5 separate regions of the Homo sapiens genome follow, and regions 2, 3, 4 and 5 are each linked to region 1. Evidence: chromatin loops called from intact Hi-C (ENCODE). Cell type or tissue: GM12878. All regions are shown on one strand.

Evidence for each region. Peaks named below come from ENCODE experiments on the same cell type or tissue, not always from the same donor. Only the 100,000 strongest peaks of a DNase experiment are listed, where the experiment ranks them.
Region 2: a loop joins it to region 1, with 4 times the contacts of the local background. A loop is called at or near these places in 4 of 110 quality-filtered maps.
Region 3: it touches region 1 in a loop (5-fold over the local background); 2 of 110 quality-filtered maps call a loop at or near these places.
Region 4: it touches region 1 in a loop (2.4-fold over the local background); 2 of 110 quality-filtered maps call a loop at or near these places.
Region 5: it touches region 1 in a loop (3-fold over the local background); 4 of 110 quality-filtered maps call a loop at or near these places.

Annotation. Positions count from the first base shown.
Region 1 is chr16:12,533,390-12,538,389 of GRCh38, forward strand. The region is part of intron 20 of SNX29 (sorting nexin 29); the gene reads left to right. It also overlaps a transcript of SNX29-AS3 not described here. Among named protein-coding and RNA genes, the nearest start is that of SNX29-AS3, 75 kb to the right of the region's middle. In GM12878, a CTCF peak has its summit at 2,382; DNase peaks (open chromatin) are centred at 2,382 and 2,872; H3K4me3 peaks cover 751 bases; H3K27ac peaks cover 3,691 bases.
Region 2 is chr16:12,816,607-12,821,606 of GRCh38, forward strand. No RefSeq gene overlaps it. Among named protein-coding and RNA genes, the nearest start is that of CPPED1, 15 kb to the left of the region's middle. RefSeq lists silencers at 343-543, 2,929-3,008. In GM12878, a CTCF peak has its summit at 2,935 (motif pointing left); a DNase peak (open chromatin) is centred at 2,875.
Region 3 is chr16:12,747,774-12,752,773 of GRCh38, forward strand. All of the region lies in intron 2 of CPPED1 (calcineurin like phosphoesterase domain containing 1), which reads right to left. All of the region lies in intron 1 of LOC105371090 (a long non-coding RNA gene), which reads left to right. Among named protein-coding and RNA genes, the nearest start is that of MIR4718, 30 kb to the left of the region's middle. In GM12878, no CTCF peak of the experiment used is centred here; a DNase peak (open chromatin) is centred at 2,538; H3K4me3 peaks cover 620 bases; H3K27ac peaks cover 1,268 bases.
Region 4 is chr16:12,610,878-12,615,877 of GRCh38, forward strand. It overlaps SNX29-AS3 (SNX29 antisense RNA 3), which reads right to left and starts at 265. Exons shown (of 4, transcript XR_007064988.1): 1 at 1-265. RefSeq lists a cis regulatory region at 1,729-2,108 and enhancers at 2,269-3,468, 2,599-2,738, 2,919-3,078. In GM12878, no CTCF peak of the experiment used is centred here; DNase peaks (open chromatin) are centred at 2,594 and 2,914.
Region 5 is chr16:12,453,256-12,458,255 of GRCh38, forward strand. The region is part of intron 18 of SNX29 (sorting nexin 29); the gene reads left to right. Among named protein-coding and RNA genes, the nearest start is that of SNX29-AS2, 83 kb to the left of the region's middle. In GM12878, a CTCF peak has its summit at 2,194 (motif pointing right); no DNase peak of the experiment used is centred here.

The DNA of each region.
Region 1 (5,000 bases):
CGCCCCTTTTGTGATGTGTTGATGCATATTTCCACCCCACAGGAGGTGAGACACTAATGTTGCACCTCCCCACCCCCATCCCCAGCAGTGGGGTTCCTGGACAGACTTGTCACATCAGAGAGCAGCCCGTCAGCCACTGCAGCCTTTTGTCCTCATTTCTTACTTTCTTAGCCTCGTCATTATCAACCAGGTATATTATTTGGAGGGAGGAGACACCCCGCTACCTGGACTGACACCCCAAATTGGGGCCTTGGTTCTGTGATCTTCCAGCATCAATAGGCACCCCAAATTTACCTCTGTCGACTGGATGCCTTGGCAAACTCAGGTGCCTGTAGGTCTGGGTGGGTCATATAAGTGAATTAAGCCATTGAGTTGTCAGCAGGGAGTGGTGTGGAGTGCAGCTCATAGGCCCCATCAAAAGGGATCAGCCACTCCTCACCAGGCTGATTCCTGTTATATAGGACTGCAGCTAGCTGGATAGAAGTCCTTGACCTTTTCAAGACGTGGCAGAAATGCACATCTTCATATAAAATCTGATGTTTAAGTTGGTTGGAAACTCCTTTGTTTGCTTAAAACATCTGTGGGCCACATGGGGTCCACTGTACCTTAAAAGCCTTCCAGGGCAAAAGGGGACTTTGGTGCATAAGTCTGTTTAACATGTGAAGCAGTGCAGAGTGAGGGCAGCAGGGGATCCCACTTGACCCCAGGGGATCGCGATGACAAGGTGCTAACCAGGACAGCTCCAACACCAGGCCTCAGGGCAGCGCGGCCTCTGCGGTTCTGACTGAGGTCTTCATAAGAGTGTGGGCTCCATGAGAAAGGGTCCATTGGAGTAATCGTCGGGCTAGAGATGTCTGCTCAGTGCCCAAGCACCGCCGGCACACCTGCCGTCTTTCTCCGTGTGGGAGACGTGCTCCTAATGAGGGCCTCTGTGCCCAGCCAAATGTCCTGGTCTTTGGAGAGGTTTCCTGCACCTCTCACACCTTCTCTGTGGCAGCTTCTTTTGCTTCTTGTCCTCTGTGTAGCCAGCGGCTGCACTCGGTTGCCTGTAGAAAGAACGCAGATTAGGGAGGCTTTGGTTTTTGTTTTCGGGGTTTGTTTTGCTTTTAGCAGCTCAGCAAGAAAAGTGGGTCTTTGGAGGGCAGTTGTGTCAGTTCAGGGAAATTGGTCACAGGTTATTAGGGTTGAAAAAGAAGTCTGGTATTGTCACCTGTTAAATTCAAAAAGCAAATTCCATTCATGGGTAAAATTCACCTGAAGGAGTTCCCTGCAGACGGGCTGTCGGAGGATCTTTGATTCTGCTTTTCTTGGCGTTGCCACTCCCCTGTCACTCACTGCCCCTTGCCCTACTAAACCCAAGTGGCTTTCTTTCTGCGTCTACCCCTCTGGTTTTTAACTAAGGGCAATTTTGCCTTACTCCCCAGTTCCAGGCACAGCTGGGAGTGAATGCAGACATTTTTGATTGTCCCAACCATGGGGGACAGTGCCACGAGAATCTAGTGGGTAGAGGCAAGGGATGTACTGAGCATCCTACACCTCACAGGATGGCCTCCTCCCTGCACAGCAGAGTTATCTGACCTGAACGTCATTAGTGTGAAGGTTGAGAAGCCCAGACCTGGCCTGAGAAGCTGGCTCGTTGGGTCTTATAAAACCAGCTACAAAGCACTGGGACTCCACAGTCAAGAAAAAGAGAGAGGGAGGAGAAACCAACATGTATTTAGCACCCGCCAGGGTCCAGGTATTAGGCCAGGAGCTTTTCATTTCTTTGAGACAGAGTCTCACTCTGTCACCAAGGCTGGAGTGCAGTGGTGTGATTTCAGCTCACTGCAACCTCTGCCTCCTGGGCTCAAGCGACTTTTGTGCTTCAGCCTCCCAAGTAGCTGGGATTACAGGCATGTGCCACCATGCCCAGCTAATTTTTGTATTTTTAGTAGAGATGAGGTTTCGTGTTGGCCAGGCTGGTCTCGAACTCCTGGCCTCAAGTGATTCACCCATCTCGGCCTCCCAAAGTGCTGGGATTACATGAGCCACTGCGCCTGGCCAGCTTTTCATTTATTAACACATCCTTTCTTTGAGGTTAGTGTTACTGTCCCTTTTTTCCAGATGAGGAAACTGAGTCTCACAGAGTGAAGTGGCCAAGCCATAGTCTCACAGCTGGGACGTGGCAGCATGGGGAGTGTGAGCTGGGTATGCACGATTGGCAAGCCTCTACCCTTTGTCACTGTCAGTCACACCAACATGAAGCACTTACAGAGCAGTCTTGAATATCTTCAGGGCTGGGGCTTTCCAGGTCCTGCATTGTAACTGTGGGTCCTCTGTGCCCCTTGTAAACAAAGCCAGGCTTGGTCACGCTCGTCTTCCACCACTGTGTGTCTCCTCTGGAGGTCCTCAGAGTATAGAGGCCGCAGCCACTGTGTAAGCCTTGCCGCCACTTTGGCCTCTCAGTGCTTAGATCGGCCATGGGAGCCCTATTGGTGCTGTCCAAGGTCCTACCCATCTCCCCTTCTTTGAGGTTAATTGAAGAAAGGGCTAGAAAATGGGGCTGGGGAGGGTTAAGGAACTTCTGAGAGCTTTGACCCCGGCTGAGAAAAGGGGTCTTTGATACCTGTTCGACACGCACTCGGAGCTATCCCGTTCCTAATTTGATTGCCCATGAGCTGAGCCCTTTGTCTTCATTCATCTAACACACCCAGGATGTTTTGCCTGGACCAGAGAGAAGGGTGAACACAGCCCAGCTTTGGTGCTGGCACTCGCCTGTGAGCGCAGAATCTCCTGGCTTAGCACACATCACTCAGAAGATAAAGGAGGTTACGGCTTGCTGAGTAAGAACAGGATTTCATGTTTTTTTCTTTTTTATGCATGAGAACTTGCTGTGACAGAGTTGAGGATGTTTTTCTCACTAGCTCGTTCTGGGAAGACAGGTTGAGAAATTACTAATGCAGCAGGAAACAAGCCGTACTGTCAGGGTTGGGGGTAAAGCTTGTTTATGACTTTCACATTAAAGGTACAAGCAGAATGGCCTCATCAGTAAGGAGGGCGGCAGTTGTGCAGGCTTGGGTTTGACTCAAGGCTATGCCGTTTACTTTATCAGTGATCCTGGATTAGAACCTTTAGGGACTTCATGCCTCTATTTTCCCCTCTGTAAAATGGGACTAATTATAGCCCCTACCTCAGAAAGTTGCAGAGTTCACACCTAGCACAGAGAACGCACTAACTAGTTTGGCTGTGGCTGCAGCAGGGGTGTATACAGCTAATTTCTGGGTTCCTTAGATCCAGGGAAGAGCTGGTATTAAGAGGTGTTCAGGGGGCTGGACGTGGTGGCTCACGCCTGTAATCTCAACACTTTGGGAGGTCAAGGCAGGCGGATCAGGAGGCCAGGAGTTTCAGACCAGCCTGGCCAACATGGTAAAACCCCATCTCTATTAAAACTGCAAAAATTAGCCAGGCATGGTGGTGCACACCTGTAATTGTAGCTACTTGGGAGGCTGAGGCAAGATAATCGCTTGAGCCCGGGAGGTGGAGGTTGCAGTGAGCCGAGATCACAGCACTGCACTCCAGCCTAGGCGACAGAGTGAGAGAGAACCCGTCTTAAAAAAATAAAATAAAAAGAGTTGTTCAGGGCATGGGGGCCGGGGGAGCACACAGCAAGCACATTCACTGAGCATATTTAGGAGACGATGTAGATTTATCCATGTATCTCCACCCACGGTCAGTCCCTTTCCTCCCAGCTGTTGGTGAAATGGATCTCAGAGGCTGGGACTCTGGGATCTTGTTAGCATAAAGATGCCATCCCCCTGGCCAGCCCCTAAATTGCTGAGCTTAGAGACCAGACTGCAAGGTGCCAGGCACACCCAAAATAATGTACCTTCTTTTCACCTCAGGAAACTGGTTAGTGTGGTACATGTTTGGATTTTAGTATAGTGGCTAAGCCAAAGCTCTGTTAGTAAATTCCTACAGGAGCTCATTGGCAACTTGGTGCATGACAGAAAGAGCAAGACTTTGAGCCAAACAGACCTGGGCTCAAATTCCAGCTCAACTACATAGCAGCCTTGTGAACTTCACCTCTGCCTCAGCATCCTCATCTATAAAATTGGTGATAGTGGCAGAGATTTCACAGGCTTGTTGGGAGGATTAAAGGAAATATTACCTACTATGGAGCTTCTCGAAGGGAAGCAATTTTGACTTTGTTTTTACTTCTTTGTTCAAACTCTCACTTCAGTCCCAAAATGATTGAGTTGGCAGCTTAGATATTATTACAGTTGTTTGCCCTACTTCATGTCTTTTTTAAACATTGGAGCATCTGAAACTTCACTTTGGAAAAAGGGAAGCAGAGTAGGTATTTTTGGCACAATGACCTCTATCCTATGTGGGGTTTGTTTAAACAAAAAAAAGTAATAAAATATCTCCTATATCAGAGAGGTGTGTCCACAGCATATAAGAAGTTGTCTGGCTGGGCATGGTGGCTCACGCTTATAGTCCCAGCTTTTTGGGACGCTAAGGCAGGAGAGTCACTGGAACCCAGGAGGCAGAGGTTGCAGTGAGCTGAGATCGTGCCACTGCACTCCAGCCTGGGCAATAGAGCAAAACTCCGTTTCAAAAAAAAAAAAAAAAAAATTGTCTGCCATTTATAGACCAAAATCGTCCTGTCCTGCTAAAGTATAATCGATCTTGGTGACAGCTTTCTTCTCAGTGGGCTAAGCAAATTCACAGCTTTCTGCATTTCCCCTTGCATTTTTTTATTTTTGAGACGGAGTCTCACTCTGTCACCCAGAATAGAGTGCAGTGGTGTGATCTAGGCTCACCGCAAGCTCTGTGTTCTGGGTTCATGCCATTCTTGTGCCTCAGTCTCCCTAGTAGCTGGGATTACAGGGATCTGCCACCACACCTGGCTAATTTTGTATTTTTGTTTTTTAGTAGAGAGGGGGTTTCACCATGTTAGCCAGGATGGTCTCGGTCTTCCAAAGTGCTGACATTACAGGCGTGAGCCACCGCGCCCGGCC
Region 2 (5,000 bases), 280 kb after region 1:
TAATACTCATACTGGATTGGAGTGGGCCCTAAATCCAATGACTGATATCTTCTAAAAAAAATTTTTGGCCAGGCACGGTGGCTCATGCCTGTAATCCCAGCACTTTGGGAGGCTGAGGTGGGTAGATCACTTGAGGTCAGGAGACCAGCCTGGCCAACATGGTGAAATTCCTTCCTTACTAAAAATACAAAAATTAGCCAGGCGTGGTGGCAGGTGCTTGTAATCTCAGCTACTCAGGAGGCTGAGGCTGGAGAATTGCTTGAACCCAGGAGGAAGTGGTTGCAGTGAGCCGAGATTGCATCATTGCACTCCAGCCTGGGCAACAAGAGTGAAATTCCATCTTAAAAAAACAAACAACAACAAAAAAATTATAGAGTGTTCCTTCTCTTGTTTCCTAAGAAAAGGAACACATGTCTGAATCTGTCAAGTCTTGCTGGTTTTTATCTTCCCAAAGCACTAGCTTGTTTTTTTTTAGATTTTGTTTGTTTGTTTGAGATGGAGTCTTGCTCTGTCACTCAGGCTGGAGTGTAATCTCAATGGTGTAATCTCAGCTCGCTGCAACCTCTACCTCCTGGGTTCAAGCAGTTCTCCCTGCCTCAGCCTTCCGAGTAGCTGGGATTACAGGCACCTGCCACCATGCTTAGCTAATTTTCTTTCTTTTTTTTTTTTTTGTATTTTTAGTAGAGATGGGGTTTTGCCATTTTGGCCAGGCTGGTCTCAAACTCCAGACCTCAAGTGATCCACCCACCTCGGCCTCCCAAAGTGCTGGGATTACAGACGTGAGCCACCAGGCTTGGCCTAGCCTGTTTTTTTTTTTTTTTTTTTTTTAATTGAGGATATAATATTCTGGAGAAATAAGGTCTGTAGCTAGAGGCACTCCAACATCAGGATTCTGGATTTTCTCTCTTCAGACTCTGAGCATATTAGTCTCAATTAGTGGTTCTTAATCCTGGCTGCACATTACAATTTCCTGGGGAGCTTTTCAAGCATATTCGTCCTAAGACTTCACTCTGGGAGTTTCTGATTGGATGTCATGTTGCCCAGCTGGTCTTTAACTCCTCGGCTCAAGTGATCCTCTTGCCTAGGCCTCCCAAAGTGCTGGGATTACAGGCATGAGCCACCGTGCCTGGGCTGATGTCTTTTAAGAAGAGAAGAGGACACACAGAGAAAGCAATGTGAAGACAACCACAGAGATTAGAGTGTGTGGCTAGGATGCATCTATAAGACAAGGAATATCAAGGATAACAGAAAACACCAGAATCTAGGGCCCAGCATGACGGCTCACGCCTGTAATCCCAGCACTTTGGGAAGCTGTGGTGGGAGAATTGCAGCCTGGGCAACATAACGAGAACCTGTCTCTGCAATAAAATTTTAAAAATTACCTGAGTGTGATGGTGTGCACTTGTGGTCCTAGCTACTCAGGAGGCTGAGGCGGGAGAATTGCTTGAGCTTAGGAGGCAGAGGTAGCAGTGAGCTGAGATCACACCACTGCACTCTAGCCTAGACAACAGAGCAAGACCATTAAAAAAACAAAACTGGTTGGGCGTCGTGGCTCACACCTTTAATCGCAGCACTTTGGGAGGCTGAGGTGGGTGGATCACCTGAGGTCAGGAGTCCAAGACCAGGCTGACCAACATGGAAAAGCCCTGTCTCTACTAAAAATACAAAATTAGCTGGGCATGGTGGTACAAGCCTGTAGACCCAGCTACTTGAGAGGCTGAGGCAGGAGAATTGCTTGAACCGGGGAGGCAGAGGTTGCAATGAGCCGAGATTACACCACTGCAATCCAGCCTGGGCAACAAGAGTGAAACTCCCATCTCAAAAACAAAACAAAACAAAACAAAACAAAACACCAGAAACTAGGAAGAGGCAAGACAAGGAAGGATTCTCCCCTGGAGCCTTTAGAGGAAGTATGGCACCACCAATACCTTGATCACAGACTCCTGGCCTCCAGATATGAGAGTGAGTCTATTTCTGCTATCTTAAGTCACCCAGTTTGTGGTACTGTATAATGGCAGCCATGGGAAACTAATACAGATTGTTATTGTTGCCATTTGATGGATGAGAAATCTGAGGCAGCGTGAAGGATGCAAAGAAGTTAGACGTGGGTCCCACCACCAGGGCTGTGGGAAGGCATCACACGTAGATTGAGAGCTTGGAGGCCACAGAACTGGGTAGCATCTCAGCCCCACCACTGGCCATATAACCTTGAATAAGTCCCCTAGTCTTTCTCAACCACAGTGTCTTCATCTTCAAAATGAAATACTTCATAGAGTTTTGGGGGAAATGAAATAAGAAACTGCAGGAAAACACACATTGACCTGCACGTGGTTAGCTCTCAAAAATGGTACCTGGGCCAGGCACAGTGGCTCACGCCTGCAATCCCAGCACTTTGGGAGGTGGAGGCAGGCAGATCACTTGAGGTCAGGAGTTTGAGACCAGCCTGGCCAACATGGTGAAACCCTGTCTCAACAAAAAATACAAAAATTAGCCAGGCATGGTGGTGCGTTCCTGTAATCCCAGCTGCTGCTAGGGAGGCTGATGCAGGAGAATTGCTTGAACCCTGGAGAGGGAGGCTGCAGTGAGCTAAGATCGCGCCACTGCACTCCAACCTGGGCAACAGAGCGAGACTCTGTCTCATAAAAAAAGTAACTGTTATTATTATCAGCATTAAACATTAATTTACATCAATAATTAATTTATTAATTAAATTAATTTATATTAATTAAAATAAGTTAATTTATATTAAATGTTAAATACATTATTTAACCTGTATGAAATAGATGAAACTGGCCAGGATGCTTTCAAGAGGGGGAGGAATCAGAATTTACTTCTGATCTTGTGCTCTGCCTTCATCCCCTTAATGTGGCTCAATTGCGATCTTTGGTCAACAAAGTCAACTGGCGGAAAGGGAGGAGGGTCTTGCGCGCCCCCTGGAGGTGAGAGTGGGTAACAGACTGTGCGAGGAGGGAAGGGAAGAGAATACATCCCTGGGTGGTTAATGGGGCCAGATGGTGGAGAACCTTGAGTACTAGTGTATTAGTCCATTTTCATGCGGCTAATAAAGACATACCCAAGACTGGGTAATTTACAAAGGGAAGAGGTTTAATGGACTCACAGTTCCACATGGCTGGGGAGGCCTCACAATCATGGTGGAAGGCAAAGGAAGAGCAAAGGGATATCTTACGTGGTGGCGGGCAAGAGAGCGTGTGCGGGGGAACTCCCATTTATAAAACCATCAGATCTCATGAGACTTATTCACTACCACGAGAACACTATGGGGGAAACCGCCTCTATGATTCAATTATCTCCACCTCTCCCTGCCCTTGACACGTGGGGACTGTTCCAATTCAAAATGAGATTTGGGTGGGGACACAGCAAAACCGTATCAGCTAGGTAGAGGAGCTGTTTTAAGACAGACAAACCATGGTTGTGGTTGAAAGGAACTGAGCATGAGGAGAGCAACTGAGCCCTGAAGTGGCTAAATGTAAGGGTCTGGAAGTCGGAATGAAGAAGAAATGAAGGGAGGGATGCAATGAGAAAGACAGCAAGACAGAAATCACAGGCTTGGGTTTCTAGCCTGAGAAAATCGAGAAAAAATGATTCTGCTCTTAGAAATGGGATACTGGGAAAAGTCAATTTTATCTTAAAAAAAAGAAGAGAAAGAAAGAAAAAGAGTCTGGGCGCCATGGCTTATGCCTGTAGTCCTAGCATTTTGGGAGGCCAAAGCAGGTGGATCACCTGAGGTCAGGAGTTTGAGACCAGTCTGGCCAACATGGAGAAACCCCATTTCTACTAAAAATACAAAAATTAGCCGGGTGTGGTGGTGTGCGCCTATAATCCCAGCTACTCAGGAGGCTGAGGCAGGAGAATTGCTTGAACCTGGGAGGCGGAGGTTGCAATGAGCCAAGGTCACTCCACTGCACTCTAGCCTGGGTGACAGAGCAAGACTATGTATCAAAAAAATAATAATAAAATAAAATAAAATAAAGAAATAATGAAAAATATTTAGTTTTCTTTTTTTCCTTTCTTTTCTTCATTTTTTGAGACAGGGTATTGCTCTGTCATCCAGGCTGGAGTCCAGTGGCACAATGTCAGCTCACTGCAGCTTTGAACACCTGGGCTCAAGCAATTCTCCCACCTCAGCCTCCCAAGTAGCTGAGACTAAGGTGGGTGCCACCACACCTGCTAATTATTTTCCGTAGATACGAAGTCTTGTTATGTTGCCCAGGGTGATTTCAGACTCCTGGGCTCAAGCGATCTTTCCACCTTGGCTTCCCAAAGTGCTGGGATCACAGGCATGAGCCACTGCATCTGGCCCATGATTTAATTTTTGAACAAGCAGATTTTGAGGGATTTTGAAGTGAGAAAAGCCGAATTCTGGTTATGGCTCTGCCAAATGTGAACAATGAACCCATCACATAACCCTTCTGAGCCCAAGCCACTTGATCTTTAAAAAAAGAGGGCACTGGCTGGGCATGATGGCTCACACTGGTAATCCCAGCACATTGGGAGGTCAAGGTGGGTGGATCACTTGAGGTCAGTAGTTTGAGACCAAACTGCCCAACATAGTGAAAGCCCGTTTCTACTAAAAATACAAAAATTAGCTGGGTGTGGTGGCGCATGCCATTAGTCCCAGCTATTCGGGAGACTGAGGCATGAGAATCGCTTAAACCTGGGAGGTGGAGGTTGCAGTGAGCTGAGATTGCACCACTGCACTCCAGCCTGGGTGACAGAGTGAGACTCTATCTCAAAAAATAAAAATAAATAAATAATGGAGGCACTGCGTTAGATCAGAAGAGCAAATGGGTAGCAGATATGGTTTGTTTATTCTACACAGGGTTTTACATTTTAATTTTCTAGCAACATTTGACAATTGGGAGATGATACACAAAAGCTCAGACTTGTGCCTCCAGAAACTGGCAGAAGCTGATCCCTGTAGATAGGACATGTGGTCCCCTGTTTTTCCACAGCCCCCACCATGCCCTATTGTATTCCTG
Region 3 (5,000 bases), 210 kb after region 1:
CAGGTATATACATATGTCAACATTTATTAAATTGCACACTTCAAACGTGTGCAGTTCATTGCATGTTAAATATAACATATAACCCAATAAAGCTACTGAAAAACTGTTCACTGTGTGCGCATTTTTAAATGTCTGCCAATTATATCTCCATAAACCTAAAAGAGGAACACCACGCAGTGCCCGTCTCACACCCAAGAGACTGGTCAAAATTAGAAGCCCAACAACTGAAAGTGTCGGTGAGGAAACAGCCAGTGGACATTCGCACACATTTCTGCTATGCGTATAAATTAACATACCATTTCGTAGACAAAATCTAGCAATATCCTGGAATGCTGAAGTGATTATTCCAGAATCTCTTGCATATGGGCACAGTAACAAAGGAGAAAGCTCACTCATAGTGGCATAATTTGTGGTAGCAAAAGGCTGAAAACAACCTATGCCCAAACACAGCACAATGGTTAACTAAATTGTGTTATACTCATATATGGTAATACTCTACAACAATGAAAATAAATGAACTAGAATGATCCATATGAATGATCCATATGAATACAGAAGGCTTTCTAACATACAGGGAAACAAATCTGTAAAAGAAAATATGTGAGATACGATACCATTTACACACAGTTTAAAAACATGTGAAATAAGCTTATATATTTCTGAGGAATACATACAAATATTAAAAGCATACCTCAGAGATATTGCAGATTCAGTTCCAGGCCACGACAATAAAGTATCTCAATAAAGCAAGTCACACAAATTCTTTGGTTTCCCAGTGCATATAAAAGTTATATTTACACTCCGCTGTAGTCTATTAAGTATGCAAGACTGGCCGGGCGCGGTGGCTCATGCCTGTAATCCCAGCACTTTGGAAGGCTGAGGTGGGCGGATCATGAGGTCAAGAGTTCTAGACCAGCCTGACCAACATGGTGAAACTCTGTCTCTATTAAAAATAAAAAATTAGCCGGTTGTGGTGGTGCACGCCTATAATCCCAGCTACTCAGGAGGCTGAGGTAGGAGAATCACTTGAACCCAGGAGGCAGAGGCTGCAGTGAGCAGAGATCTCACCACTGAACTCCAGCCTGGACAACAGAGCGAGACTCCATCTCAAAAAAAAAAAAAAGTATGCAATAGCATTATGTCTAAAAAAAATACATACCTTAATTAAAAATACTTTATTGCTAAAAAAAAAAATGCTAGCAATCATCTGAGCCTTCAGTGAATCACAATCTTTTTGCTAGTAGAGGGCCTTGCCTTGATGTTCATGACCTCTGACTGATGAGGACGCTAGCTGCTGAAAGGTGGGGTGGCTGGGGCAATTTCTTAAAATAAGACAACCATGAAGTTGTCTGTATCAACTGACTCTTCCTTCCATGAAAGATTTCTCTGTAGCATGTAAAGCTGTTTTGTTTAATAGCATTTCATCTACAGAATGTCCTTCCAAATTGCAGTGAATTATCTGAAACAATGCCACTGCATTGTGAGTTTATGGAATACTCTAAATTCTTTGTTGTCATTTCAGCAATGTTCGCAGCATCTTCACCAAGAGTAGATTCCATCCCAATAAACCACTCTCTTTCTTCATTCCATAAGACGCAACTCCTCATCTGTTCAAGTTTTGATCATGAGATTGCAATTCAGTCACATCTTCAGACTCCACTTTTAATTCCAGCTGTCTTGCTATCTCTACCACATCTGCAGTTCTGTCTTCTACTGAAGTCTTAAACCCTTCGAAGTCATCCATGATGACTGGAATCGACTTCTTCCAAACTCCTGTTAATGTTAATATTTTAACCTCCTCCCACGAATCACAAATTTTGTTTGTTTGTTTGTTTTAGATGGAGTCTCACTCTACACCCAGGCTAGAGTGTAGTGGTGCAATCTCAGCTCACTGCAACCTCCGCCTCCCAGGTTCAAGTGATTCTCCTCTCAGCCTCCCAAGTAGCTTGAATTACAGGCATCCGCCACCATACCTGGCTAATTTTTGTATTTTTAGTAGAGACGGGGGATTTCATCATGTTGACCAGGCTGGTCTTGAACCCCTGACCTCAAATGAGCTGCCTGCCTTGGGCTTCCAAAGTGCTGGGATTACATGCATGAGGCACCGCGCCTGGCAGAATCACGAATGTTCTTAATGGCATCTAGAATGGTGAATCCTTTCCAGAAGGTTTTCAGTTTACTTTGCCCAGATCCATCCAAGGAGTCACTATCTATGGCAGCTACAGCTTTATGAAACGTATTTCTTAAATACATTAAACGTTTCTGTTGTGGAGATGGCTTCTTTCCTTAAACCTCGTGAACCTTAGACTTTGGCTTAAGGGAATGTTGTGGCTGGTTTGATCTTCCATCCCGACCACTAAAACTTTCTCCATATCAGCAATAAGGCTGTTTCACTTTCTTATCATTTATGTGTTTAGAGGAATCGCTAGCACTTGTTAGTTTCCTTTAAGAACTTTTCCTTTGCAACCACAACCTGGCTGTTTGGCACAAGAAGCCTAGCTTTCAGCCTCTCTCAGTTTCTGACATACCTTTCTCACTAAGCTTAATCATTTCTAGCTTTCTATTTAAGGCAAAGGATGTATGACTCTTCCTTTCATTTGAACGCTTAGAAGCCAGTATAGGGTTAGTAAGTGACCTAATTTCATTATTAGTGTGATTCAGGAAATAAGGAGGCCCCAAAAGAGGGAGAGAGACAGGGAAATGGCCACTCAGTGGAGCAGTCAGAACACACCCATTTATCTATTATATTTGCCACCTTAAATGGACATGGTTTGTGGCACCCCAGAATGATCACACCATCAAAGATCACCGATCACAGATCACCATAACAGATATAGTAAAGAAGAAAAAGTTCAAAATATTGCAAGAATTACCAAGATGTAAGAATATGCTGTTGAAAAAATGATGCTAACAGAGGCCGGGCGCAGTGGCTCACGCCTATAGTCCCAGTACTTTGGGAGGCTGAGGTGGGCGGATCACTTGCGGTCAGGAGTTTAAGACCAGCCAGGCCAACATGGTGAAATCCTGTCTCTACTAAAAGTACAAAAATTAGCCAGGCGTGGTGCCTCATGTCTATACCAGCTACTCGGGAGGCTGAGGCAGGAGAAATCCTTGAACTTGAGAGGTGGAGGTTGCAGCGAGCCAAGACTGTGCCACTGCACTCCAGCCTGGGTGACAGAGCAAGACTCTGTCTCAAAAAAGGAAAAACAAACAAACAAACAACAACAACAAAAAAAACAGAAAAAATGATGCTGGATGCATGGTTGCCACAAACCTTCAATATGTAAAAAAACACAGTATCTATAAAGTACAATCAAGAGAAGCCCAATAAAATAAGGTATGCCTGTAATAAAAATATAGAGAGATACAATCAAAAACCCAAAACTCTTAAAGATAATACTTACCTCTGGAGGGAAGCAGAGGAATGTTCTCAGGGAGAGGTGGCTACCTTCCTATCTAATAACCCTTCTTTTTGTTGGCAGCAAGTGTTCCAGCAGAGTGTTCTTAAGGAAATTAACAGTGCTACTCCAGTAAACACACAAATGATAGGAAAGTGAAACAGCCTTATGGCTGATATGAAGAAAGTTTTAGTGATCAGGATAGAAGATCCAACCAGCCACAACATGAAAATATATTACATTTTTCAGTACAATTCTGGTCTCTAGAGTAAAAGTCATTGGATAGACCTCCTTGAAAAGTCCTTTTGCTACTGACCTTTCCTCCTTCGTAGAATACAGATGTGATGGCTGCAGCTCCTGCAGCCATTTTGTAAGCACAAAGACAACAGCCATACCCTAAAGATGAAGGAGCAGAAAGCTAGGAAGTCCCGGGTCCCAGGAACCCATGTCTCCAAATGTCTCATTACCTGAGAGAAAAATAAACTCTTAACATATGCCACTGTTCTTTGCATTTTCTTGTCACATGCCCTTATCCCTAACTAAAACTGGCACACAGGAGGCTTAAATAGGACTGATAATGTTTTACTTCTGAAGCTGGCTAGGGATGCATGTGTATGCGTTATATTAATCTTTAGACTATTTTTGGTGTTTTTTTATGCTTTTCAGTTTTTCTAAGATGCTGAAACATTTAAAACTTAAAAAGAAATTGTAGCCCAATACCTAATCCTCAGTAAGATTTTCAGGACTCAGTGATAAAATAAATGAGAAATGTCTGTGCTAGGAAGCTCTGAATAGGAAGTAAAAAGCAAGCTTCCTAGAGCCACCAAAGTCATAGAATTCAAACCCAGTTTTGTCTGACTCCCCAGGTCAAAGCATTTCCCACTCTATCCCAAATTACTGAGCACAACTTTGCTTTGAAGATTAAAGCTTCCTCGTAATAAACTAGTTCTGGTTTATAAACTTAAACACAATGAGAATAGAGCAGAGGTTAAAGTGCTGTTTGAATATAAAAAGGCTCCTGCTTTCTTTAAGAAAGTCTATTAAAAAAACATCACAGGCTGTAACTGGATTTTGGTGTGAAAAGCATCTTCTGGCTCTTAAAAAGCCTAATTGATGTTAGTTTATGACATAAACTGGCTCCTGAATCACTGTTAGGGGTTTAATGAGTTGTCATGCTTGATAAGAAACTCTTATGTTATCTCCTACTCTACCACACGAAATATGGAAGCTTTGTTTAATCTTGACAGCCCTCACTTAATTCTCTCTAACGGCCTTCTGTTCAACCACAGTTGCCTTTAGATTGTTGGGAATAAATCAATCTGTGTCAGCTCTGAGTAGATCAAATTTATTAAATTCTGAAAATCAGTTAGAAGTCTATCCTGGCAGGTAAACAAATGAATAAAAAGACAGTATGTAATGGTATGAAAATTTATATATATAGTATATATATTTATATTATATATTATGTATATGTTTATATATTATATGATATATAATATATATTTATATATATAAAATCTTGCAAACTAAAACACATGCCAAAAATGAAGTGCTTTCAAAAACTGCACCAGAATAAAATAAAAACAAAGAAAAACATTTGGA
Region 4 (5,000 bases), 77 kb after region 1:
ATTCTAACACGAAAGCTTATTCTCATTTCGCTATGTTCCACTGGGCCTGATCCAGTCTCAGCCTCAATTCTCCTGTTTGGGTGGTGCTATGTTATCCAGCAAGATGACCCTGCAAAGTCAATGCTGTGTATTCAAGGCACAATAGACAGTCTTCTAGAGGCAGTAGCCTCCACCTAGCACAATATGGTGACAAGGTAGCCCAAGCTGTCTGACCACTTCAGCCCAAATAATTTCACACAAGCATGAAAATTAGAGAAGATGTCATAATGGTGTCAGAGGGATTTGAACCAGAGCAACTCCATCTTGGGTAGGAGCTGGATAAAATGAGGCTGAAACTATTGGGCTGCATTCCCAGACGCTTAAGACACTTAGTCACAGGATGAGATAGCTGTATCTTGTGCCGACCTGTTTGCTGATAAAACAGGTTGCAGTAAAGAAGCCGGCCAAAACCCACCAAAACCAAGATGGTGCTTAAAGTGGCCTCTGACCGTCCTCACTGCTACACTCCCACCACTGCCATGACAGCTTACAAATGCCATGGCAACATCTGGAAGTTACCCTATATGGTCTAAAGAGGGGAGGTATGAATAATCCACCCCTTGTTTAGCATGTCAAGAAATAGCCATAAAAAAAGGCAACCAGCAGCCCTCAGGGCTGCTCTGTCTATTGAGTAGCCATTCTTTATTCCTTGATTTTCTTAATCACCTTGCTTTCACTTTACAGACTTGTGCTTTCTTTCTTTCTTGCAGGAGATCCAAGAACCATCTCTCTCGGGACTGCATCAGGAACCCTTTCATGTAACAATAATGGTAGAAGCACCTGGGATTTGGGAAAATCTTGGAGAGTACTTTGAATTTCTAAAAACCCATGAAAAGGGAGATTTTAAAAATTCACCAAGTGTTACCTAGATCTTTAGGGGTCCAGAGATGCCAACTAGTTTTGGGGCTCCACACCACAATGCAATAAAAAAAATGAGGCTGCTTTGGTCGAAAAGGGAGGTAACAATGTTACAGGCAAGGGGTCCTGATCCAGACCCCCAAGAGAGGCTTCTTGGATCTCGTGCACAAAAGAATTCAGGGGCAAGTCCACAGTGCAAAGCAAAAGTATGTTTATTAAGGAAGTAGCCTAAGTACTGTTAGCCATAGAGTAGGGCATTCCCAAAAGAAAGGGGAATGCATCCACTCTAGGTACAATGCTTGTTTATAGAGAATAAAAAAGATCATGAGGGGCCGGGCATGGTGATTCACGCCTGTAATCCCAGCACTTTGTGAGGCTGAGGTGGGGGGGATCACTTGAGGTCATGCGTTTGAGACTAGCCTACACAACATGGTCAAACAGTCTGTACTAAAAAATACAAAAATTAGCCAGGGGTGGTGGCACGTGCCTGTGCGCCCAGCTACTTGGGAGGCTAAGGCAGGAGAATTGCTTGAACCCGGGAGGTAGAGGTTGCAATGAGCTGAGACTGCACCATTGTACTCCAATCTGGACAACAGAGCAAGACTGCATCAAAAAACAAAACATCTTGATGAGAGACATGCTCTGCTACAAGGATTTGTAATAATTCTTAATTACTACATTTTACAAGAATCAGTATTATCTTCGAAGCGAAATTACGAATCCTTCTGTTCAAGGTATCAGGATAACATGACACTCCCACATCTGGGTCTCTTTAGTAAGCATTGAAGGATGTAATACCTCTTCCAAGATTTTAGCCTGTCAATTGTTAAGTACAATGAGTTCTGACATCCCATCCAAAGAGCCAATCTATCAGTACACGTTCGGCTCCCGTTTTGTCCATTTTAAAGTTTAACTTCCTCGTTCTCATCTCCTTGCCCCTAGTTTCAGTAAACAAGCTTTTCCACCAGTTCTAATCAGTAGGTCACATGTGTTGCCCTGGTCACCTACTCCATCCTGAGTCAACGCTGGTTACCTGCTCTGACTTCAATCATCGTGAGTCACCGGTTCTGTAGCAGTCATTCCTGCTTCTCAGACTTGTACCCACTGCTCTTTAAAATAGCCATTCGGAATTAGCTTACACTGTGGTCCAACCCTAGCCAATAGGGGAATGACAGCAGTAGAGGCTACCTGTCTCAGAAATAAGAACCCCTTCCTCTCCCTTGGTTCAGCTGTGCTCTCGCCATTGCTCCATCTGTAAGTCACCCTTCTATAGAAGTAAAATTGCCTTGAGGAAATTTTCAAGTGCTATTTCTTTTGTGGCATCAATAATTTTTAAGTGTTATTAATCTGTTCCCTTAACCAGAAACATCTAGAGGCCAAGAATAGCTACCAGTCCAGAATGCCGCCTCCCAAGTTCCAGCCTCATTTTCCTAGCCCTCATTCAGGACGGAGTTGCTCTGGTTCGAATGCCTCTGATAACAGACCCAAGAAGTTTCTTACTCATTCCCCCGTCTCCCCAAAGCCCACCCCCGCTGCTTAAAAAAAAAAAAAATTCACTGGGCTACTACATGGTGCTTGAGGTTGAAGTCTTTGAGCCTTGAGATTGTCATTTCAATGCAAATGTTTGTAAATTAGATGAAAGTCACAGATCAAGCCAGATAGAGGGGGAAGAATAGGGGATGTAGACCTTGGCCATGCTCCCAAGGAGAACGGCGGCAGACCAGCAGATGTTAATCATTAATCCGACAAACATTTCGATGCCTCTGCCCTTTGAACTCAAGGGCTGAAGGACAGGGACCAAGACAGGATGCTTGTTCCTTTTCTTTCCACGCCTTCCACCACCTCTTTGTTAAATATAGTGAACTCCAAGTTTCTCTTCAAAGAATCATTATGTCAGTATGTTCAGCTCTCTCATTCTTTGTTCTCCATTTTAACGTTTTTTGTGGTTTTCCTTCACCCCCTTGCCTCTAGATTCAGTGAGCAACTTTCCCACCAGTTCTAATCAGTAGTTCACATCTGTTCCACTGGTCACCTGCTTTGACCTGAGTCACCCTGGTCACCTGCTGTGTCCTGACTCATCCTTAGTCACCTGTTCTGTAACCGTCTTTCCTGCCAAGCTACTCACCCCCACCACTCCGACTCATACCCCTGGCTTTCTTTAAAATAGGCAATCGGAATTAGCTTAGACTGTGTGGTCCGACCTTAGCCAATAGGGGAATGACACAGCAGTAGGGGCTACCTACATCAGGAATAAAAACCCCTTCCCATCCCTTGTTCAGGTATGCCCTCAGTATTGCTCCACTCACGAGTTGCACCCTTCTATAGAAGTAAAAGCTGCAGAAAGTTAAATTTACATTTCAGTGCTATTTCTTTTATGGCACCGATTATTTATAACATCTTGGTCCATGAGAAGCCTTGTGACAGCCACTGTGTTTGGAATCCACTCTCCAAAAAGAAAAGCATCGTGCTCAGGGCCAAAGCTGCAATCATGCACGTGTGCTCTCCTTGGGCACATCGTCTCTTTTCAGACAAGGTTATGCATTATCAGTTTATAACTTGAAATCACAGAAAGAGAACGTTGATTCTGCAGTAACAGTAAGTGTTTAACCGTGTATACTAAAATCTTCATGTGAGAGTCGCAGTTCTCTCATGAATATACCTTGCATTTCACAGTCAGCCAAGTTGGCTCAAGACTCAGGGTAATAAACTCTAAATTACGGTAAGTCTTTAAGTTACATTGAAAAAACCACCAAAAAAAAGAACTTAAAGTCAGAAGAATGGAACCATTTGTCTCTTATCTACCTAGGACCTGGAAGCCCACCCCGCCCCTCCCCCACCGCGCCGTCGAGTCCTCCCAGCTTTGCTTCAAGTTGTCTTGCCTTTCTAGACCTGCCCCGTCTTTCCAGACCGAACCAATGTTCATCCAGCACGTATTGATGGATGTGTTATGTCTCCCTAGGAAGTGTAAAAGCCAGTTGTGTTCTGACCACCTCGGGCACAGGTCGTCAGGAACTCCTGAGAGTGTCACAGACAGGTGTGTTCAACTTTGGCAAAATAAACTTTCTGGATTAACTGCAACCTGTCTCAGATTTTCAGCATTTACAGATGTACACATGCTCACTCTAGAGCCTTTGCTCTTGACCCCTGGGTGCCCCTGCCTTTCACAGACACCTGTGTGCTTTCTGTAGGCAGATCTAGGGAATTCTCTGGCAAGAAAGCATTTAGGAACCTGCCCAGGCAATTCAGTGGTCAGCCAATATGGGGACTGGGAGTTAAATACTAGCTCTCTGCTTTTACCTACTAGTTACAACATTAAGTCGCTACAGAACACCCTCAGTTCACCTCTTAGTGTATCCTTTGAAAAAGGATACACTAATCTCTTTAAATGCATGACTGGTAATCAAATCAGATAATGCGTGTCAAAGCCTTTGAGTTATGATATGCACATATAATCCATTATCATAGTTCTAACAAGTACTTATCACTGGAAAATAGTAAGAAATCTTATTTTTGCCTAAATGGGGCCATCCCCCAAAGTATAAGAGAACCTTGTTACAGAAGATTTAACTACATTGAACGAGTCAGACCAGGCCTGGTGGCTCATGCCTATAATCCCAGCAATTTCGGAGGCCAAGGCACGAGGATTGCTCCAGTTGAGGAGTTTGAGACCATCCCCGACAAGATAGCAAGACCTTGTCTCTACGAAAGTTTAAAAATTAGCCAGGAGTGGTGGCATGCACTAGTAGTCCCCAGATACTTGTGGAGGATCACTCGAGCCCAGGAGATCGAGGCTATGATCTTACCACTACACTCCAGCCTAAAGCATAGGGTGAGACCGTGTGTTTAAAAAAAAAAAAAAAGTTGGGGGGTGGGGGGGTAACTCAGCATTGGAGATACCAAATGACTTCAGAAAATCCTTTTCTCCCATAAAGCAGAAGGGCCAAAGACCAGAAAAACATTAAAGGAGAAGAACCAGAAAACTAATAATACGGAGGACAAAAAAGAATGACGAAACCAATCCTTTCCCTAGTAATTGAAACAATTAACAAGGATATAGCTGAAGTAACTTGGAGCTGAAAATACTCATTTCATGGATCAGAAAG
Region 5 (5,000 bases), 80 kb before region 1:
CGAACTCAGATGCATTCTCAGAATCATCCCCCACATGACCACCATCTTCCCCAGGCAACCACCACTGTACACTAGAGTAGGCAGGTAGCTCTAGACTTGGCAGGTTTGCCATCCTTGCTGGAAATCCTTACTGGCGGTGTGACCCTGGGCACATCATATAACCCCAATTTATTTCCTCTTAAACAAAATGCAGATGCCTAATGCCTACTTTGCAGGGTTGTTGTGAAAACGAAGAGAAGTAAAAACAAACAAAGTGGCTGTCATGGAGTCCAGCTGGAGTAAGGGCTCAGTAATTTTTTTTTTTTTTAAGAAATGGGGTCTCACTGTGTTGCCCAGGCTGGTCTTGAACTCCTGGTCTCAAGCAGTCCTTGTGCCTCAGCCTCCCAAATTGCTGGGATTAGAGGCATGAGCCACCTCGCTGGCCCTCAGTAATTGTTCCTTTTCTTGCTTTTTGCATAAAAGTTACCCTTCAAAGACTGCAGTGGGACTTGTGGTTCATTTAATTCTGCTTGATATTGTCATTTATCTTTTCAGCTGTATTTGTTTGAGTCCTCAATAAGACTGTAGGCATTTAGATGGCAGGGAAGGTATCTTTGGAATTTTTTTTGTCCCCTGGCCTTCCATCAAGATGTGGTAATTGGATGTATAGGAGTGTGGCAGACACTGCTAGTTGCTTGCTGAAAATAGCCATGGGTTTTTTTTGTTGTTGTTTTTTTCCTTATCTCTTAGTAACAGAGCCCTGGGCATTATGCCCACATAGAAAATAGTAAATTTCTCAGCTTCCCTTGCAGCTACATATGGCCATGTAACTAAGATCTGGCCAGTAAGATATAGGTAGATGTATTGGTTGTGGCTTCCCAGAAAGGCTGCTTATACCTCATCTGCGTGGTACATGCCTTGCCTTTCTGCTTCTTGTTGCCTAGAATTGAGATATGATAGGTGGAACTCCAGCAGCCGCCTTGGGCCATGTGGTAACCTGGGGGATGGCAACTCTGCAGCTAAGATCGCAGAGCAGAAAGATGGACGGCCTCAGTCCCTGATGACTAAGGAGAGCAGCCATCCCAATTCTGGACTGCCTCCCTGCAGACTGCTTGTCCATCAGAAAAGAAGCCCCAAGTGATTAGACCCCAGCTATTTTGGAACCAAATGCGATTCCTACCTGATGCAAAGAGCTCTTTGAGTAGAGGCTGAGAGAACTGCTGCCCAGAACTCTAGAGGTGACATAGCACATGGCGTTTAGGGACTTATAGTCAACAGCTAGTTATGAGTTTCCATGGGCCACAGGTGCTGCTGGCGAATGTGGCTTGCTGCTCAGTTGAAGAGCGAACATCGAAAATAACCCGAAGAGAGAGGTGAGGAAGAACAGATCAGGCAGGGCCCTGCAAGCCACGTCTGGGAATTTAGACTTGAGCTTGAGTGCAGTGGCGCATCATTGGAGGAATGAATTTATTTATTTATTTTTATTTTTTATTTTTATTTTTTGAGATGGAGTCTCACCCTGTCACCCAGGCTGGAGTGCAGTGGCGTGATCTCGGCTCACTGCAACCTCTGCCTCCCAGGTTCAGGCACTTCTGCCTCAGCCTCCCAGGTTCAGGCACTTCTGCCTCAGCCTCCCGAGTAACTGGGACTATAGGCATGCACCACCATGCCTGGCTAATTATTTCGTGTTTTTAGCAGAGATGGGGTTTCACCATTTTGGCCAAAGTGGTCTCGAACTCCTGACCTCAAGTGATCCACCCGCCTCGGCCTCCCAAAGTGCTGAGATTACAGGCATGAGCCATCACGCCTGGCCCGTTGGAGGACTTTAATTTACACTTGGGAACCATTGCTCTGGCTGTGGTGTGGAAAAGGAGTAGGAGGCAAGATAGCTGGTTTTGTCCCTCCTGACAAAGGTTTCCTCCTCCTTCTAGACGACCTGAGTCTGTTAGCCAGCTCCAAGACGCCCTTCTCCTTGGTAGAACCCCACCGAGTCTGATTTGGGTGGCAAGTTAGAGCTTGGTCTACGCCTGGGGTTTCTAAAGCCCCCACACCTCGTGGCCCTTTTGGCTGGGACTTCCAGACCCTGGGTCTACCCCATCAAGGACTTTTTTTTTGAGAACCTCCAGCATTCCTGGTCAGCCACACACCAGGCAAGCCCTGCATACCGGCTTGGCCAGCACCCGCCGTGGCTGTAACTGACCTCTAGGTGGCGGTGGCCACCTGCTGCCACTCTGGCTCCCAGAGCCCTGGCCAAGGAAGTCCTCTTTCTCCCCACATTAGCCAGTGTTCCTTGTCTCTTCCCTCCCTGAGTTGTGGATCCCGGGACCTACCTGTTTCTTCCTCTGTCTTAGGTGAGACTTTTCTGACTTCCCAGTTTTCGCTGCTATGAGTGTCGGTAACTTCATCCAGTAGGCTTTGCAAAGTCTTTATTTGTGCAGAAGGCTGGAGGAGGTGTCACAGTGCCACACACAGAGACTTGCATATGCAGACCTTGGTCTTGACTGTCAGAAGCGTCCATCCTTTGCTCACTGCCAGATGCTTATAAGCAAGGATAGATGAGATGTAGGTGGCCCGGTATGGAGGGTAAGCCCTCCCTCCTTCCTTCTTTCCTGCTTGCCTTCTTGTTTCCTTCTCTTCCTTCCATTTATCCATCCATCTACCTACCCACCCATCTAGCACCCGTTGGGCATCTCCAGGAACTGAGGGCTCCTAGGGGTTTCCATCTTGGTTCTTGCCCTCAAGGAATTCATTGCATAGTAAAGATGAAGACTTGTAAAGGTACAATTGCAAGTAAATGTTCAGGTGATGTTCATTTATTCATCTGTTCATTTGTTTGTTCATTCATTCATTCATAGTATTGAATATCCATTATTTCCAGGCACTGGTCTGGGTACTAGGGCATAGTGAATAAGACTCTGGTCATGTACTCCCAAGAATATGTATAATTAGTATTTGTCAATTAAAAGAATAAAATCTTAAAATGTGCAGAGCTTACGTTCAGTGGAGAGAGGACAGCAAGCCATCAATAAATAAAGTCTTGATATGTACCACAGATTGAGGTCAGCAGCTGCGATTGCCTGCCATTTCAAATGATTCATCTTGTAAACAGACAGTGTCAACCTATGGCATCAATAAATACAGCACGATACTGGAAAAAACTAGGCAAGATAATTGCTCATTATACCAAATGCTGTGAAGAAGCAGAGAGAGAATGATGGTAGAGGATAGTTTTGGGGTGGGGTAAGGGTGTATACTGGGTGGCATGTGTGCACGTGTGTGTGTGTGTGTGTGTGTGTATGTGCATCTGGCGAAAGTGATGTATACCTGGTGGGGCAGTGTGTGAGTACTTGGTAGTGTGTGCACCTGGTAGTGTGTGCATGGATGAGCATCTGATGGGGTGTGTGCATGTGTGCCTGAAGGGATACGTGTGTGAGTACTTGATAGTGTGTGCACCCGGTAGCATGTGTATGTATATGTATCTGGTGGAGTATGTGCATGTGTGCCTGGGGGGATGTGTGAAATTGCCTCCTTTCAGGGAGAGGATGCATTGGGATTGTGAGCTTTTCCAAAGGTGGAAAGGTTCTGAGCTGCTGGCCTTCACAGAGACGTACCTAGGTTGATGGGAGCTGCTCAGGAGCACCCTCTGAACTCCCAGAAGGCCCGGGGCATTAGCATCTTGTCTGCCGATGGCCTCCAGAGAGAACACTGTGCATCTCAGGACCAAAGCAGTGTTTGAGTTGCATTGACAGAGTTGATTGTGATACTCGAGGCTTCCTTTGCCATAATGCCACCCTCTTCTAGTGGGCAGTAAGCTGTGATGTCAGACCAGACCCCTTTACCCTTTTCTTCTCCTTACTAAGTAGCAATACATTCAGGGCAGGTCAAGTCACATTGTGTGTTCATGTAGCATTTAAGGAGAGTTCAACCCCTTTCCAGAATTGCTAATAACAGTACAATAAACACCGGTCATGCTTTATGCATGTGTTATGTCACAACCCTCTTAGGTGGGTGCTAATACTATCCCCGCTCTATAGATGCTAAAACTGATGCTCAGAAAGGTAAGGTAGGTTGGCCAGGGTTGTCCAGCTGGCAGGTGGTGGAGTCGGGGGTTAATTGAGGCAGCAGTTCCCACAGCCTGCACTTTAACCTCTGTTCTCTGGAGTGGGGCCTCCCCACTCTTAGTGATTGGGAGGCATCTGTCTGTGTTTTGCAGAGATACGGCAGGTCTCAAGAATGGCCCACACTATACCTCAATGCCTTGTCTAGAGCCTGAGCTCTTTCTCTACTGCTTCAGGACAGGGTGGTCTGGAGGAAGAACACAGATTAGGTGGGGGAAAAGACAAAGGTTCAAATCACGTCTCCACCACTCACTCTGGGTCTTTGGGCAAGGCCCTGTTCACACCTCATTTACCCATCATAAAAAGACTTGGACCAGGCAAAATGGCACACGTTAGCCTCTGCCGTGGTGCTTTGCAAGCCTGCAAGATGGAAAAATGTTCATCCCAGCCCCATCTTGTATGTGAGGAAATTTTAAAACAAAATTGAATGCTATCTTACGGGCATTGTTATGAGAGAGAAATGAGTACATTGGGTAAATTAACTGTATTACGATGTTTGTGGTCTGCATACGGGTGCAATTTGATTGCGTGGGGAGACAAAAGAGGGTTCCTCGTGATGACTAATACATCTCTTTAAACATACATTAGAGAGAGGTGCAGAGAGTGTGCCTATCACATCTGAAATGTTCTATTGTTCTGTTTGTTTTTCATTACTCTGAAATGATTACTGCAAAAATTCCTAAATTGGATGCTTTTCAAAGAGGAAGATTAAAGACCATAAGCACAGTCTTGCAGCTGTGCAAAAAAGACTGTGCATCTGTAGATGGATGGAGAGCCTTAACAGCTTCACCTTGGGCTCTGCACTGCACGTGGAGAAACCTCAGGCCCATTGGGAAGTGGCAGCCACGTTCCATCTGTGAGCCCAGAGGGACCTTAGTTGGCATTTTGTAGCATATCTGCCCC